Linked DNA regions of Homo sapiens: region 2 is linked to region 1. A link is an interaction called in ENCODE POLR2A ChIA-PET data of the cell type or tissue named here. Cell type or tissue: GM12878. All regions are shown on one strand.

Region 1 (8,000 bases):
CACCACCAGAAGGAGAGTTTTGTCTACCACGGCCTGGGTGAGGGGCTCAGTGGTGACCACCATGTACTGGCCTTGGGTGCTGGGCTGGCACGAGTCCGTGGCTGGCATCTTAGTGCCCCCTGAGCTCCTGGGTGTTGGCCCAGTGGAATCAGTACCTGGTGTGGCTTCAGTCTCTACCTGCTCCGGTGCCTGGGATGTGCCTGGCCCAGCGGCCCTCTGGGTATATGGCATGGGGCTTGGCTGTGTCGTGGGGGACATGGCCTCCATCTCAGGGATTGGGCTGGTGTGAGGTACTGGCACTGGGCTGGCAGTTGGCTCCCTGGCTTGTGCCTTGGTGGTGGTCACCACTGTGGGGGTGGGGGCGGGCTCTGGGGTTGTGTTTGAGGGCATGGGTGTGGATTTATTTGTTGTGTTAACCACAGGCTGGTCCACTGACACCTGGCTAATGGGACCTTGTGCTTGGGGACGCATAGGGGGTACAGGGCTTGCCGCGGTGTCACTGGGCATGTGCTTGGAAGGACTTGGACGAGTGCTCATGGGGCTGCTTGTGTTTGCTGTGGTCGCTACAGTCTGAGCACGTGTGGCCAATGTGGCCAGGGTTGCTGTTCTTGGCAACGCGCTGCTCTTTGGCACTTGTGCGAGGGCTGTGCTGAGAGATGGATGCCCAGTGGCGGTAGTGGACGGGGTCCGCCCTGTGGAAGTGGACGTGGGCGCGGGGAGTGCAAGTGTCATGGGAGTGCTGGAGGCCGCAGTCATACTGGAGGCTGCAGTCGTGGGAGCAATGGAGGCCACAGTTGTACTGGAGGCTGCAGTCGTGGGAGCACTGGAGGCCACAGTCATACTGGAGGCCGCAGTCGTAATGGAGGCCGCAGTCGTACTGGAGGCCACAGCCGTGGGAGCAATGGAGGTCACACCATCAGCTGCACCTCCTGAAGTTGCTGGTTCACTCACATCTGTCCTGCTTGTGTCCTCTGTTGTGACTTCCATAGAGTTGAGGTGGGCTGCCGAAGTCCCTTTGGTCAATGTGACAGGAGAAGCTGCTGCCATGGTTACATCCTCAGACGTTTTATTATCAACTGTTTCCACAGATGCATTCCTCTTGACTAATCCCTTCCACATTTTGTTAGGGACAAAGTTGCCTTAAAGTCAGAAAAAGGAGAAAAAGAGAGACAATCATGTTCAATCCTGCACAGGGGGATTGCTCAGGGATCGGCTTCCACCCAGGCCTGTGGGGCCCCCTCCTCAGCCCAGCCAGAGTCGGGGGAGGTGATGTGCGAACATGCTTCCTCCCCATCTCTCTTCCCACTGTTGGCATGCAGCTCATTGAAAAAGCCCTTGTCAATTTGATTTTAAAACTCCTTTGCCCTCTATGAACCCCCTGCCCATTGAAGGCTTCAGACCTTCACTATTTGATCCAATTCCCAAAACATCAGAGTAAAAGTCTCACACAACAGGTGTGATTCACCATTAAAAGCCCACTGAACGCACACCCAGGTTTACAAAGCAGATAAACTGCACAGGTATTCACATCATAAAAGAACGCTTGGCTTTGTGAAAGGATTCACTGCAGGAATTCTTGGAAATGAATGGCACAGAGTGGGAACGCAGTTAAAGATCTGATGTATGAAGGAATCAATTCCCCAGTGAAGATTCAATTTAGAGATGACATCAAATCTTGCAGGCCAAGCGAGCAAACCTTTCAGGGCTCAGCTGCCTGGTCCTGCTAGGGGCTCTTTGCCCACCATGGCCCTGGAGAAGGAAGGTTGGCCTGACAACCCTTCCCTGTGCGGCACCTGGGAGGGCTGCGGTTCCTGACGCGTTGGCCTGGGTTTGCAGATGCTGCTTTCAAGGGCTCAGCATGCTTTGTGGCCACCGTGGGCCCATCCAGCAGTCACACAGCTTTCTCACTTACGTGGATCGTTGGATGCCGCATGGCTTTCAGATAAGGACAAGGAGAAAATCCAAATGAGCACAAGAGCTGTCCACATCTTGTGGGTGAGCTGGGAGCAAGGCTGGGCGGTCCCCGAGGCTCCCAGCCAGCCAGCTCCTCAGGCTGCTAATGGTTCCCTCCTGCTTGGCCAAGGGATCTGTGGTCAAGAAAGCACGCTGGTCAGAAGGCGTCTGGCCAGCAACACACAGCCTTGCCTGAGAGCACCTGCTGTGGAGGGCTCTGGCAGGGTCCAAGGTGCAGACTGAGCCAAGTGCTGAGACCAGGGCCTGGTGCCCAGGAAGACCTCAGCCATGGTATAGTAATGAACTGCCCTGTGCTTTGCATCTGATCACTTCTTGACCCGATTTCACTATGAATCTCAACCTGCAAAAGTTCCCATTCTCCCATCCTAGAGTTCAGAGTTTAAAGGAGCAGGAGAGAGGGCTAAGACTTGGTTGTGTTCATAGGGTGAAGGCCTTCTCATCACCAAGACTGGTCAAGTCTTCCTCCTCAGCTTCCCCCATAGTCTGCAGAGTACAAATCAAGCCTAATGCACCCCATGTGCACCCTGTGACAGGTGACTGTGCCTTTCACATGGGAGATACTACTTAACCATTCATCCATCAATCCACCCATTCATCCATCCACCTGCCCGCCCACCCATCCATCCACCCACTATTCTATCCATCTACTCATCTGTCCATCCATCCATCCACTCACCCATCCATCCATCCACTTACCCACTTACCCATCTATCCATCCATCCATCCATCCACCCACCCATCCATCCACCCACTCATCCATCCACCCACTCATCCATCCATCCATCCATCCATCCATCCATCCACCCACTATTCTATCCATCTACTCACCTGTCCATCCATAAGTCCATCCATCCATCCATCCATCCATCCACCCATCCATCCACCCACTCATCCATCCATCCACCCACCATATCCTATCCATCTGTTCATCTATCCATCCATCCACCCACCCACCCATCCATGCACCCAGCCATCCTTTCATCCAATATTTACTTAGTGCTTTCTCATGTGCCAGGCAGTACACTTAGGACAAAAAGGTGAAAAACACACAAGCTCTTCAGGGACCTGCAGTCCATGGGAGACACAGAAAAGAGGTCATTGCAGGCTGGCACAAGCATTGTGCAGGGTGTGACTCAGTGCTGGGAAGCAAGGAGGAGACAGTATGCGGGCAGGCCTTGAAGAGTGAGGTAGGCTGATACTCTGGGCAGAAGCCCCAAGGGTGGCTGGGCCCCAGAGGACAGGGTGCCACAGGGGCCCAGAGGACACAGTTCAGCCAGTGGTGGTGTGGTCGGCATGCCAAGGAAGGCTTCCTGGGAAAGCGATGCCTGGGCCGCATTCTGAAAGCTGGGTGGGGGTGGGCAGGCAGGTGGAGAGGGAGCAGCAGATGACAACAGCAGGGTCAGAGGCAAGGAAGAGCGTGGTGAGGCGGGAATTAGTCTGGAGAGCGTGAGGAGGCCCCATGAGCCATGTGGCAGTTTAGATTTCACAGTAGGGGGATGCGAGTCCCTCCGGGGCCTTAGACAAGAACAGAAAGGTGCTTTTAGCAAGAGGGGAGGCAGGGGCAGCCAGTGAGGGGCAGCGATCCAGGCACCTGATACAGAGGCTCTCTCAATGAATGAAGGCATGAGTGAATGAGTGACTGACCCACTTCAGAGACTGCAGTGGTCCCCACAGCCGGCCCAAGTTGCTGTAAAGCAAAGCCCTCTCCTTCATTCTAATGCTCCACAGAAGTGATGTGGACGCCTTAACACATTTTTATTTTTTTGAGATGGGTCTCGCTCTGCTGCCCAGGCTGGACTGCAGTGGCATGATCGTACCTCACTACAGTTTTGACCTCCCAGGCTCAAATGATCCTCCCACCTCAGCTGGGATCACAGGCGCATGCCACCACACCTGGCTATTTTTTTTGTGTGTGTGGAGAGAGGATTCTTGCTATGTTGCCCAGGGTGGTCTCCAGCTCCTCGGCTGAAGCAATCTTCCCACCTTGGCCTCCAAAGTATTGGGATTACAGGCATGAGCTATTGTGCCCGGCCCTTAATGTATTATAAAAAAATTATTTGGTTTGGTTTATTTGTTTTGTTAGATAAAATAATGAAAACAGTCACAAGGTAACCAGCACTTAGCAGCCCACAGCAAAGTGTGGCCCCAGCTGCATAGCTGTAGGCAGACTGGGGCTTTGGGGTGCTGGGTGAGCTGCCCATTGGTCACTCAGGGACGAAGGGGCCATTGAATGCATGAGTGGCAGAAGCAGCCTTTTAGCTCTTTCAGCATTCACTGTCATTCCCTTGAGGAAGCTACTGTAATAGGGTCAAGAGACCATGCAAGGGGAGTGGGAGACCAGCAGGACACACAGAGGCCAACAGCACTGCCTGCGTTCCAACTCCAGCTCCCATGCTCACTAACCAAGTGACATGTGCAGCCACAGGACCTCTGAGCCCCGCTGAGCTGCATGGGAGTGACATGGGACATGGGATCACACGGGCAAGGACCCAGCATGGCGCCTGGCTTAGCCAGCAGCCCACCCGAGAAGCACTTCCAGCTACGCAAAAGCAGCCACTGCGCAACAAGAAGCCCCTGGGTGGCTTCCTGCCTCCTGTAATCCATGTGGACTGTTGTCAAGCTGCCCCGGGGCTGGAGAAAGCCCTTAGAGCACACACTCCTCTGGAAGGCTGGTGTGTTCCACGAGACTTCCGGTCTCTTTCCAAGAGTCACTAACTTTTCTCTAGCTTCAAATGGTGCTTTCTCTTCAAAATGGTCTGTAAGGGCTCCTAATGTGTTAGGGGCTTAGAAAAATTACTTGGCCTTACAAACCACAGATCTAGAGTGCAAAAAGCATTCTTTGTTCTGACAGAAAAAAGTGTGGCGGGGGGGATGGGGAGAGAAGAAACTAACCAATATCATGCAAGGCAGAACTGAAACTGGAAGGTTTCGGGCACAAAGAACTCACAATCCTCCACGGGTCAAGGCAGTGCAGCTGGGCTTTTGATAAATATGAGTATTTAAATGGCTCTCTCTTGGGCCAGTAACATCTACCGAATGTTTTTAAAATGCTACCACCCCTGGTATGTTCCCCAGGCCCGAGCCCGGGATTTGAGGTCCTCTGGGTGAGTTAAAGGTGAGATGATGTGGCAGGGGCTTCTTATGGGTGAAGAGGGTCTCGGCTCCTGAATGTACCCCAGCCCCAGGCCTTCTGCTGCCCCCTCACTACAAATCTCTAGGGCAGGGGTCAGCACACTTTCTCTATAGAGGACAGGATGGCAAATATTTGGGATTCTGTGGGCCATTTGGTCTGTGTCTTAGCTACTCCATTCTGCCGCTACGGTACAGAGGCAGCCCTGGAATAGAAGTGAATGGTGGGCATGGTTGTGTCCCAATAAAACTTTATTTATACAAACAGGCAGCAGGTGGGATTCGGCCACAGTTTGCTAGCCCCTGCTTTAGCACTTCAGCCAGCTTCAGGGACCGTGCTCCAGCTACAGCAGGGAGGATCAGACTCAATGTACTGAATGAACCTCCTCCTTCTTGTCCAGTTCTTTGCCTTGGAACAGACAAGGACCTTCTCCTTCCTGAGAGGGGACAGCCTTTCATCATCTTCTGCTAAGAGGCGCCCCTCCACCACCCTGCATGAGTAAGACACAGCCTCCCTGCAGCACAGAGGAGGCTTCTGTGAGTGCCCACGGCATCACCAAGGTCAGGGAGAACCTCTTGAGGTAACTTGCATTTGTGTCACGAAGCCGAAGAGGGTTGCAGGGGATTGCGTGATCCCCATCCTGTTCATGGGCCACCACCCCAGTCCACTCAGAAGATAAGGCCTCCTGATCAGATGCAATGACTCATGCATGTAATCCCCGCACTTTGAGAGGCTGAGGTAGGCGGATGGACTGAGCTCATGAGTTAGAGACCAGCCTGGGCAACATGGCGGAACCCCATCTCTACAAAAAATACAGAAATTGGCCAGGACTACAGGTATGCATCTGTAGTCCCAGCTACTTGAGAGGCTGAGGTGGGAGGATGGCTTGAACCTGGGAGGCAGAGGTTGCAGTAAGCCAAGATTGCACCTCTGCACTCCAGCCTGGACCACAGAACCAGACATTGTCTCAAACAAACAAACAAAAAAAAATGGAGGCAGGGCCTCTGACAGTTAAGGGCCACAGACTGGGCCTGGGCCTTCCTTGGTTACTATAAGGCCTGGCTGTCTTTCCTTTTCCCTTGACCCTCTGATGATCTTGCAAAGCTCCCTCTGGGCTCACCGTCCCATCACCCAACAAGCAGGCCCAGCCTGCAGGGCCAGGACACTTACCAGAGGCTGCTGCTAAGGGGATGCTCCCAGCCTGGACCATCTTCCTCCTTGGAGAGCTGTGGGCTTGACACTGTGTCGCTGGGCGAAGTCTGGCTTTGCAGGGGGTGAAAGCCACGTGGTGGGGCACTCCCGGGCCATGCCATCCTTTGTGGCACATGTGAGACGAAGGTAGACTCTCCACTCTAGTAACAGACGCATCTAGAGTTTGAAAAAAAGTCCACATTCCTTATGAAAGGCATGAAGGAAAATTCCAGTGAGGAGGGAGGCACAAAAAGAGCAGAATTCAATAGATCATTCATTCCACTGGGAAAACGACAACATGGATCAAAGCTTTCAATGTCAAAACTTCCAATGCAGGCTGGGTGCGGTGGCTCACGCCTGTAATCCCAACACTTTGGGAGGCCGAGGCTAGTGGATCACGAGGTCAGCAGTTCGAGACCAGCCTGACCAACATGGTGAAACCCCATCTCCACTAAAAATACAAAAAAATTAGCTGGGCGTGGTGGTGGGCACCTGTAATCCCAGCGACTTGGGAGGCTGAGGCAGGAGAATCGCTTGAAACCAGAAGGTGGAGGTTGCAGTGAGCCGAGATTGAGCCACTGCACTCTAGCCTGGGCAATAAGAGCAAAACTGCGTCTCAAAAAAACAAAACAAAAAACAACAACGACTTCCAATGCAGCAACTTCTACTGCAGTTTCTTTTAAGGAAGCACTCAGACAGAGGTCCAAAGATGATCTACAAAGATATTTCTCACAGCATTATTTAGAAAGAGTAAAAAACTGGAATAGTTCTGTCAAGTATGGCCCCATTCATATATAAAATACTATGGCAACTGTTAAAAATACACAACTCTCTACTTATTGACATGGGAAGATATATAGCATGCATCAGTAAATGAACACGGCAGGTTACACAGCAACGTGTGGACCATGATCCTATTTTTGTTAAAAGGGACATTTATTCAAGGGTCTGGAAAGATTTGCACTAGAATGTTAATGAATATCCCTGGGGAATGGATTCACCTGTGATTTTCATTCTCTACTTCATATCTTTCCTTCTTTTTTTTTTTTTAACAAGCATGTATCACTTTTGGAAAACATTTCTGAAAGGCTCCAAGGAAAGAAAACAGCATATTTTCTTCAAGTACTTCAAGCCACTAAGCAGAAAGGCACAGAGTTATCCCACCTGATACAGTTTCACATGCTGATTTCCATAATTTAGAGAGACTACACGATCTATATATCAGGAGAGACATTTTCCTAGGAGCCAACCAAAACTTCGGAGGAATCCAGGAGCAAAGCCATAATGCAAAGATGTCAACCGGCACAAATGCTTCTCTCATTGATGAATATTTAACGCGTACTCAGGAGATTACAGAAACAGCTCGTCACCTCTTATCATGGGAAGGTTATCAGTAGGTGGTGATATCAAGGACCACCATGGGCCTGCTCCCAACACAGATGCCCACGTGTGCACACACAGCCACACATACATGCACTTAGTCACACACGCTTGTGTGCGCACAGCTGCACATATGTCCATCTGCACATGCACACATGCCACCACACATGTGCACTCACACAGGCACACACATACACATGCAAAATCACACACACAAAGGTGAGGGCACACACACGGAGCAGGTCCACAAGGCTATATCAGGACACTCCACGGGTTTCTCAGGAAACTTCTGCTGGATACCATCACCACTTACTCCCTCCCAGCC
Region 2 (8,000 bases), 460 kb before region 1:
TTATGATATAAGCCATTTCCTAAAAATGCTTCCACTGCAGTGTCACAGGCTATGGCAGCATTTCTAATGCCCATTCTGAGCAAGAACGCAGGGCACGTGGGCCCAAACCACCTCCCTCCCAGGGGAGCCAGTGTGAACCAGGGTTTGCAGTAAAGACAGTCGCCAACTGTCTGGCTCTATGGAAGAGGAGGGAAGGCCCACTTGGCAACTGCTCTCTTGCAGCGTGTGTTCCTGGGGATGGGATGGAGGGGAGGGGACGCTCTGGGTGACACTCCAGCTAAAGCCGAGAGAAACCAAGTGCAGGACGAGCAAGTTCCAGACAGTGGCAACAGGTGATGCAAGCTCTGAGGTGGCCATGTCCTGGCACTTGGAAAGGAGGGCAGAGGGACTGGTGCAGCAGGAGTGGGGATGGTGGGAAAACAGGAGCCTGGAGGGAGAGGGAGGAGACAGTCTGCAGTGCCTGCTGGCTGGGAGGGATGCAGATTCTGCCCAAGGGCAGCAAAGTACCCCACGCAATACACAGGCTCTTCATGCTCGTGCTGGTTTTTCATTTTTTCTGACACAGTCTCGCTCTGTTGCCCAGGCTGGAGTGCAGTGGCCCGATCTTGGCTCACCACAGCCTCTGCCTCCTGGGTTCAAGCGATTCTCCTGCCTCAGCCTCCTGAGTAGCTGGTACTATAGGCGTGCACCACTACGCCCAGCTAATTTTTGTATTTTTAGTAGAGATGGGTTTTTGCCATGTTGGCTAGGCCGGTCTTGAACTCCTGACCTTAGGTGATCCATCCACCTCAGCTTCCCAAAGTCCTGGGATTACAGGTGTGAGCCAGTGCGCCCAGCCTTCTGCTGGGTTTTAAAGCAGCTATCCCTACATTTCATGCTTCACCACCTACGAGAGTGAGGCTCAGGGTGAAACTCAGAGCAGGGTGCGAGATAACTTCAGGTATCTCCATGCTCGAAGCCCTGACCTACTGCATTGCCCCAAAAGTCTTCCCTGCTGTGGCTGCATCTTTTCCACATGGATAATCTTGGTTCACCTCTAGCACAGGAATTCTTCACTGGGGATCCTAGGATGGGCTGGGTGGGTGGGGGTGGAGGATGTCTGCCTCGAGTTTGTATGGAAAATGTATTCTTCTGGTGCACTTCTTTCTGGGAGGGAGTCTATTGCTTTCTCTTTTCAGAAGGACTCATGGCCCTTCGAAGGTGAAGACCCAGGATGCAGGGTGATCTGCACTTGGCCCTCAAGGCCAAGGTCAGGCTGTGGCTGGGCCGGGTGGTGATCCTGCCTCTCACCTGCATGCAGATGCTCTTGAGTCCAAACCCCACCCTGGGCAAAGTAAGGGCCCATTTAGGTCTAGAAGAGACAGGAGTGGGCAGGACAGGCCTCATGAATGCAAAAAAGAAAGTCTCTGAACATCTACCAAATTCTAGAAGCTGTTTTGCACCTGTCATCTCTGTTTTTGCTGTGGATGGTTTAAAAACTTTCCCTAGATTCCCCCCTCTCATGCAGATTTTTGTATATTCTGATGTCTTTGTCTAAGTCTTAGAAAATGAAAGAGCTGGAGCTGTCGGAGGTGACGACACCCACCTGCAGTGCTGACTCAATGGTTTTGTTCTTTGAACAGGGGTGTTTTTAAAGGGTACAAGCACACCTGTGCTTCTTCTCTCAGGTCTTCCGGAGAGATTCAGGAGGCAGGGTCATGAGTCCCAGGGACTCTGGAATTCTTACCTTCTGCAAAATATCCCGCAGCAGCTCAGAATCTGATGAGTCTCTTAACTTTGCTTCTAAGCTCTGTGTGGAGGGGAGAGAGAGAAATCTCAAGGGTGCATTCACAGGAACATTAAGCACGCAATAGAATGTGTTGGCAAAGCGCTGTGTGATCTCTCCCCGGGGACGTGGAGCCAGTTGGAAGTGGAAGCCACAGCAGCTGAAAGCCTGACCTTCAGATGTTGCAGGGTGCACCTGGATGAGTCACAGGAAGAAGGCTAGAAGACTGACTCTTGGCCGCATTAGTCCTGGCTACTTAGCGGCCACCCGGGTCATGGGCCAGCTCCCTGGTTGCACTTGTCAGCCAGGATTGCACTGGTTACCAGGGCAGCCATGGCACCAAGGTTTGATGGGCTTGCCATCTGAGTTTAAGTGGAAATGCAGAATGTTCCCATACCAGCCTGGGTTACATTGTCCTCTTACAGGGGCCTCAAGCCCAGCAGCGAACTTTGGCTCCCGAATTAGGTAGACTGTCTCGGCTGGTATGTGACACAGGGCAAGGCACTTCATTGCTTCAGAGCTCCTTCCATGCCGTAAAAGGTCCTACAAGACCTGGTCCTAATCCCTCTCTCTGGCCTGTTCTCCCTCGCCCCTGGCCCACCCTGCTCACTCCACTCCAGCCACACTGGCTGCCTTGCTGTTGTTCCTCAACAACAGCTGGCTTGTTTCCACCACAGGACGTTTGCATATCCTGTTCCCCAAGCCCTTCCCATGGCTGGCTGCTTCACCACTCAGGCCCCATTTCAAATGCCACCTCTTTGGGGAAGGCTTCCCTGATTCCCCGACTTTGGTGACTCTTCTCCCCAGTTGCTCCATTCACCATTTCCCTGTTTTATTGGCTTTAAAGCCACTCTCATCTGGTCTTTTCTTGTTTCTTCATTTATTTGTTTATTCTCTGGCTCTCCCATGCAAGCAGAGCCTCATCTGTCATAGGTACTGCTGATCCATGGTGCCTGGCTCACGGAAGGCATTTATTAAACATTTTGAGACTGAATAAAAACACTAGCTAACACCAACATGCATTTACCATGAGCCAGGCACTGATCCACAGGCTTTTGTACTCAACCCTGACAACAACCCTAAGAGGTAGGTATCATTATATCCCCCATTTTATTAATAAGAAAACAACAGCACAGAGAGATGCACTTGCCCAAGGTCACACAGGGCCAGGGGTTGGGCCAGGATTCGAAGCAGGCAGGCTGTCTCCTGGGTCTGAACTCTCAACTACTGCACCTAATCAAACAATCCCTCTGGTCAAATGTGAGTGATGATAATAGTACCCACCTCGTGGGTGTTGAGGGTGAGCCCAAGTTAGCTTTCAGCGTGGCATGTGAACAATTATAGTCAATATTGAATGGAGACCTATGATGCTTTTATGAAGGTTTCTATTTTGGGTTAAAAATGCACAAATTTCTCCTGACCAGAAATGATCTCTGAGTGCTAAATATTTCATGTCAATGGAATAGCGCAAATGATTAAGCAACACCCCATAAAATGGGGCAGACCCAGGGAGGAATATATATCCAAACTGACTCATCCCAGTGAGCTCACCGCACATGGATTACAAATGGGGCCGGGTGCATTAAGCCCCTCTACTGGCAGAAGGGAGGCTGCTGCCTGCCATGCGCCTGTGCTGAGAATGGCAGGTCCCCAGGGAGACGAGAGGCCACCCCCTTCTCTGTCTCTTCCATCACAGGCGTGAGAGCCTCAGAGCATGAGCCAATTCTGTGCAGTGCTCGACATACAGATGAGAACACTGAGGCACGAGGGACAGCCTGTGACCTGGTCACCACGCTCAGGAGGACGTGGTTACCCGCGGTCCTGAGGGCGCTGACTTTTTAGAATGGGCGAGGGCAGCTCTGTCCCAGTGACCAGAACGGTTACTGCCTTTAAAAAGTCGTGAAAATGATAGTGAACTGTACCCCACAACGAGTGCGCCTCTGCCCCCCAAGATGGTGGAGAGGCCCCCAGCTTACGCCGCCAGCACGCGGGGCAGGAGGGGTGCGAGCGACTCTGGCCAGGCCCCAGGGACGGGAAACGGGTCGCGCGGACCTGACCGGCGGGAGCCCAGGCACTCACGTGGCGTGAGCGCCGGGGGCTTCAGCACAGAGACCCATCCCATCTGCCCCTGGACTCCCGCGAGCCCCGCGGGCCTCTCCGCTCGCCCCGCCGCCCACCTGCCAGGGGAAGGAGCGCAGTGCACGCGCCGCCAGGAAGCGGCGCTCCAAACTCTGCAGCAAGAGTTCGGTCCCCGCGTTCTCCTCGGGCGCCATGACGTGGGCGGGGCCGCAGCGTTGCCCGGAGACCGGGCGGAAGCCAGGCCTGGACTGAAGAGGGGGCGGGCCCAGGGCAGTGGGCGGGGGCAGAGAGGGGGCGGGGCCTGGGGGTAGGGTGAGGAGGAGAGTCGTGGGGGCGGCTCTAGGGCGGGGCCAGGATGAGCGTTATGAGGCGGGACCTGGGGTGGGGCCAGGATGAGCGTCATGAGGGCGAGGCCTGGGGTAGGGCCAGGATAAGCGTCGTTGGGGCAGGTCCTGGGGAGAGTTCTGGTTGGCGGGTCCTGGGGCGGGGCCAGGACAGGGCGATCCTGGAAGCGGGGCTTCGGAAGCGTCCAGGTTGGAGGCGTCCTGGAGTCGGGGCCTTGCGTGGGGGCAGGATAAGGGTCCTGGAGGCGGGGCGTTAGGGTGGGGGTAAACGATGATTGGGTTCAGGAGGCGAGACTCGGAGCAGAGCCCAGGAGACAGGTCTTAGGGCGGGGCTAAGGGCAGACCCGGAGAAGGGCTCAGGAGGCGGGGCCAGGGCGGGGCGTTGACTATGTCGTAGCACGTGGCCAGGCGCTGCTCGGACTCTGGGAGGCGGAGCTTAGGACGGGCCGACATGGGGAGGGGCCCAGGGTCCGGGAGGCGGGGCAGAGTCCGGGCTGCGGGCTGCGCTCAGGAGGCGGGCCCTGGGAGGCGGAGCTTAGGGAGGGGCAGGTGTCGGTAGGGACCAAGGGACTGGGAGGCGGGTCGGGGCTGGGCTCAGGGGCCGAGAGGGAGCTGGGCTTGGGGTGGGGCCGAGACGGAGCGAGGGGTCCAGGGTGTGAGAAACGGGGAGGGGTTTGAGGAGGGGTTTGGAGTGTGGCTCAAGTTCGGGAGGCGTTACCTGCGGAGGGTTTGAGGCAGGCCCAGGAGCGAGCCCACGGTCTGCCGAAGCGGGGCCAGGGGCGGGCCCCAGGATCCGGAGCTTTGGGCGGGGCCGAGTCCGGGTTAGGGGCCCGGGAGGCGGGGCCGGTTAGGGCGAGGGTCCCCGGGATCGTCGGGTCAGGCCTTGGGCCAACGTAGGCACTCTCGCAGTTCCTCCGCCTTCAGGAAGGTCTTTTTGGCAGGGGCCTTAGGGGTGCGCGCTTCTGTCCTGGAGGCGTTATCCTAGCCTCCTCTCCATCAGCGCCACACATCTGGAGCCCGATAGGAAGGAGCTTTCCCTCTGTCCCCCAGCCTTTGGACTGTCACCAAACAAGCCATCCGTTCACCAAATACTTATGAAGCTCCTACCATGTGTCTGGCAAGGGAGATGTAACAGTGAGAAAAACTAGGTGTGGTCCAGGCCCTCCAGGGGCTCAGGGGGTCGTGGAAGAAGTGGACATTGAAGTACTTATCACACAAATGAGTATAAAAGTACAATAGCGATATCTGCCACGAAGGCGAGCAGACAGAGCTAGCGGGGCTTCCAGGAGGAGTTTTAATCTTGCAGGGACAGGAAGGAGGAGTTAGCTCCTGGGGGGCGGAATTGGGGGTGGTGGTGATATAGACGTGGGGACAGAGTGGAAAACAACAAAAATATAATTATTTTAGTTCAAAGTTATTGTGTCTTGAGTTGAACGTGTCTTTAGTTCAAAGTTATTGTGTGTTGAGATTTCAGTACTGCCCCTGAAATCTGAACTGTGTTCAAAGTCTAAAACGTTTACCTTAGCAAATCCCTCATAAAACTCCATTTGGAAGAGTCCCGAGAGCTAATTTGTTCAGTATACTTGCAGAAGGTAGATGAGGAGACAGATTAAATCTTATTACCTCTTTCAGATGAGAGGCACTTGAGTCCTGCTCAGCTGTGAGAATAAGAGAGGGGGATTAATTCTAATTGAATACACGTGTTCTCTCACAGCTGTTGTTCCCCACCAGAACCAAATGAGCGCAAGATCTGACAAAGAAAAAAAAAAGGTTCATCTTTTATTCCCCCAAACACTTTCATTTAAATCAAGAGGGTGGGATGTGGTTATTGCTGTGTTTTTAGACAGAATCAACAGTTTCTGGGTCTGAGATATTGCATACACCCTCTCAGTCCCTGTATCCTGAGATGGAGTCACCTGAGAATCCACAGCAAGTCGTAACCAGAGATGGGTCTGGGTGGTTAAGGAAGCTTGGCTTCAGAACTGGGCCAGGGGCACTGCTTTGCTTTTGTGGTTTTGATCAGCTCTCTGCCTGCAGGAGACAAGGAAAACCAACGGGAACAGGTTAGTTACACTCATAAATCCTGGGCTTATTTTATTAACTCACATAATAGCTATTAATTACCTTTCCTCCAAGGAGCAAAAGGGCATATACGGTCAATGCTATGATAAGTAACACTGTATTATGTTATACTAAAATATTAATAAATCTAGGTTGGTTCAGTCTTTCCTAATTCCATAGGTTGCAAGCGGATTGAGGAAGGACCCTAGCGGACCACAGAGCTGAGCCATGCATGCAGAAGAAATCTTTTCTTTTGTTTTCTTTTTGAGACGGAGTTTTGCTCTCTTGTTGCCCAGGCTGGAGTGCAATGGCGCGATCTCGGCTCACTGCAACCTCCACCTCCCAGGTTCAAGCGATTCTCCTGCCTCAGCCTCCCGAGTAGCTGGGATTACAGGTGTGAGCCACCATGCCGAGCCATTTTTGTTATTTTTAGTGGAGACAGGGTTTGAACACGTTGGCCAGGCTGGTCTCAAATTCCTGACCTCAGGTGATCCGCCCGCCTCTGCCTCCCAAAGTGCTGGGATTACAGGCGTGAACCACCGCGCCCGGCCAGAAGAAATCTTTATCTTGGTGTTTGAACTCGGATGAGGGACAAATGTCATCTATCTTGGATCTGAATCTGGAAGGATCAAGGCACTGAAGGGATTTATTTGTTTCAGACAGTCTCCCTCTGTTGCCAGGCTGGAGTGCAGTGGTGTGATCTCGGCTCCTGCAACTTCTGCCTCCCGGGCTCAAGCGATTCTCCTGCCTCAACCTCCCGAGTAGCTGGAACTACAGGCACGCATCACCACGCCCAGCTAATTTTTGTATTTTTAGTAGAGACAGGGTTTCACCATGTTGGCCAGGAGTGTCTCAATCTCTTGACCTCACGATCCATCTGCCTTGGCCTCCCAAAGGGCTGGGATTACAGGCGTGAGCCACCATGCCCGGCCTCACTGAAGGGATTTTTTTAATGTCACGTGGCTCTCACAGGTGCAGTGTGTTCGGGTGCAAGTGAAGATTAGGACTGATGCTTAAAATCAAACGTAAAATTCCAGGTGGTGTTGCTATGGGGAACAGCATTAGGACAATCTGAGTGGTTTCAGTTGCAAGAGTGTGCGTGTACGTGCAAGAACTACAGTCAAGGTTCAACTTCTAGCTTTGAGGGTCTCTTTAATAACAGCAATAACAACCTAAGTCAGTTTAACAGTATGGAATGGTTGCCTTTTAGAAATTAAGCTATGGGCATGGAAGTTCAATCAGTACATTGAAGTTTTTCCTTTATCTCTCCTATGGTTAATGGTTTCTGCAGAAAAGCACCAATTGATATCTTTCTAAAACGTTGCTTCAGGGTGTAGAGACCTTTATAAGTCATGTTTCAACTTACAGAAAATTTTATAGTTCAAATATAAATTATGTTCAATGTGGACATTGTAATAGAATTTAAGGTTAAGTAAAATTTCCACTTTCCTTAGGCTGTTTGCAGTGCCCAGCAGGCCCCATGATATCGAGATGGAAGTTATGTTAAAGGAGGAGATTGGTCATGGATGGGCAGAATAAGGAATATGGGCAGCTCAGGCTAATGATACAATGATTGAGGTGTAGAAAGAGGGCCAGGCACGGGATAATGCCTGTAATCTCAGTGCTTTGGAAGGCCAAGGCAAGAGGATCACTTGAGGTCAGGAGACCAGCCTGGTCAACAGAGTGAGACCTAATCTGTACAAAAAAAAAAAAATTAGTTGGGCATGGTGGTGTGCGCCTGTAGTCTCAGC

What was found. Peaks named below come from ENCODE experiments on the same cell type or tissue, not always from the same donor. Only the 100,000 strongest peaks of a DNase experiment are listed, where the experiment ranks them.
Region 2: POLR2A ChIA-PET joins it to region 1 with 10 read pairs; 2 of 35 experiments call an interaction of 5 or more read pairs at or near these places.

Annotation. Positions count from the first base shown.
Region 1 is chr11:68,261,780-68,269,779 of GRCh38, forward strand. C11orf24 (chromosome 11 open reading frame 24) reads right to left here. Exons shown (of 4, transcript NM_022338.4): 2 at 6,275-6,472; 3 at 1,913-2,087; 4 at 1-1,139. The coding sequence starts at 1,988. Among named protein-coding and RNA genes, the nearest start is that of C11orf24, 6.2 kb to the right of the region's middle. RefSeq lists a silencer at 989-1,189 and an enhancer at 5,499-6,698. In GM12878, no CTCF peak of the experiment used is centred here; a DNase peak (open chromatin) is centred at 4,902; H3K4me3 peaks cover 2,995 bases; H3K27ac peaks cover 3,350 bases.
Region 2 is chr11:67,801,276-67,809,275 of GRCh38, forward strand. It overlaps the pseudogene FAM86C2P. Among named protein-coding and RNA genes, the nearest start is that of LINC02754, 79 kb to the right of the region's middle. RefSeq lists enhancers at 1,719-2,220, 2,221-2,720, 4,519-5,020, 5,021-5,520 and silencers at 4,106-4,155, 4,466-4,775. In GM12878, no CTCF peak of the experiment used is centred here; a DNase peak (open chromatin) is centred at 4,536; H3K4me3 peaks cover 1,318 bases; H3K27ac peaks cover 823 bases.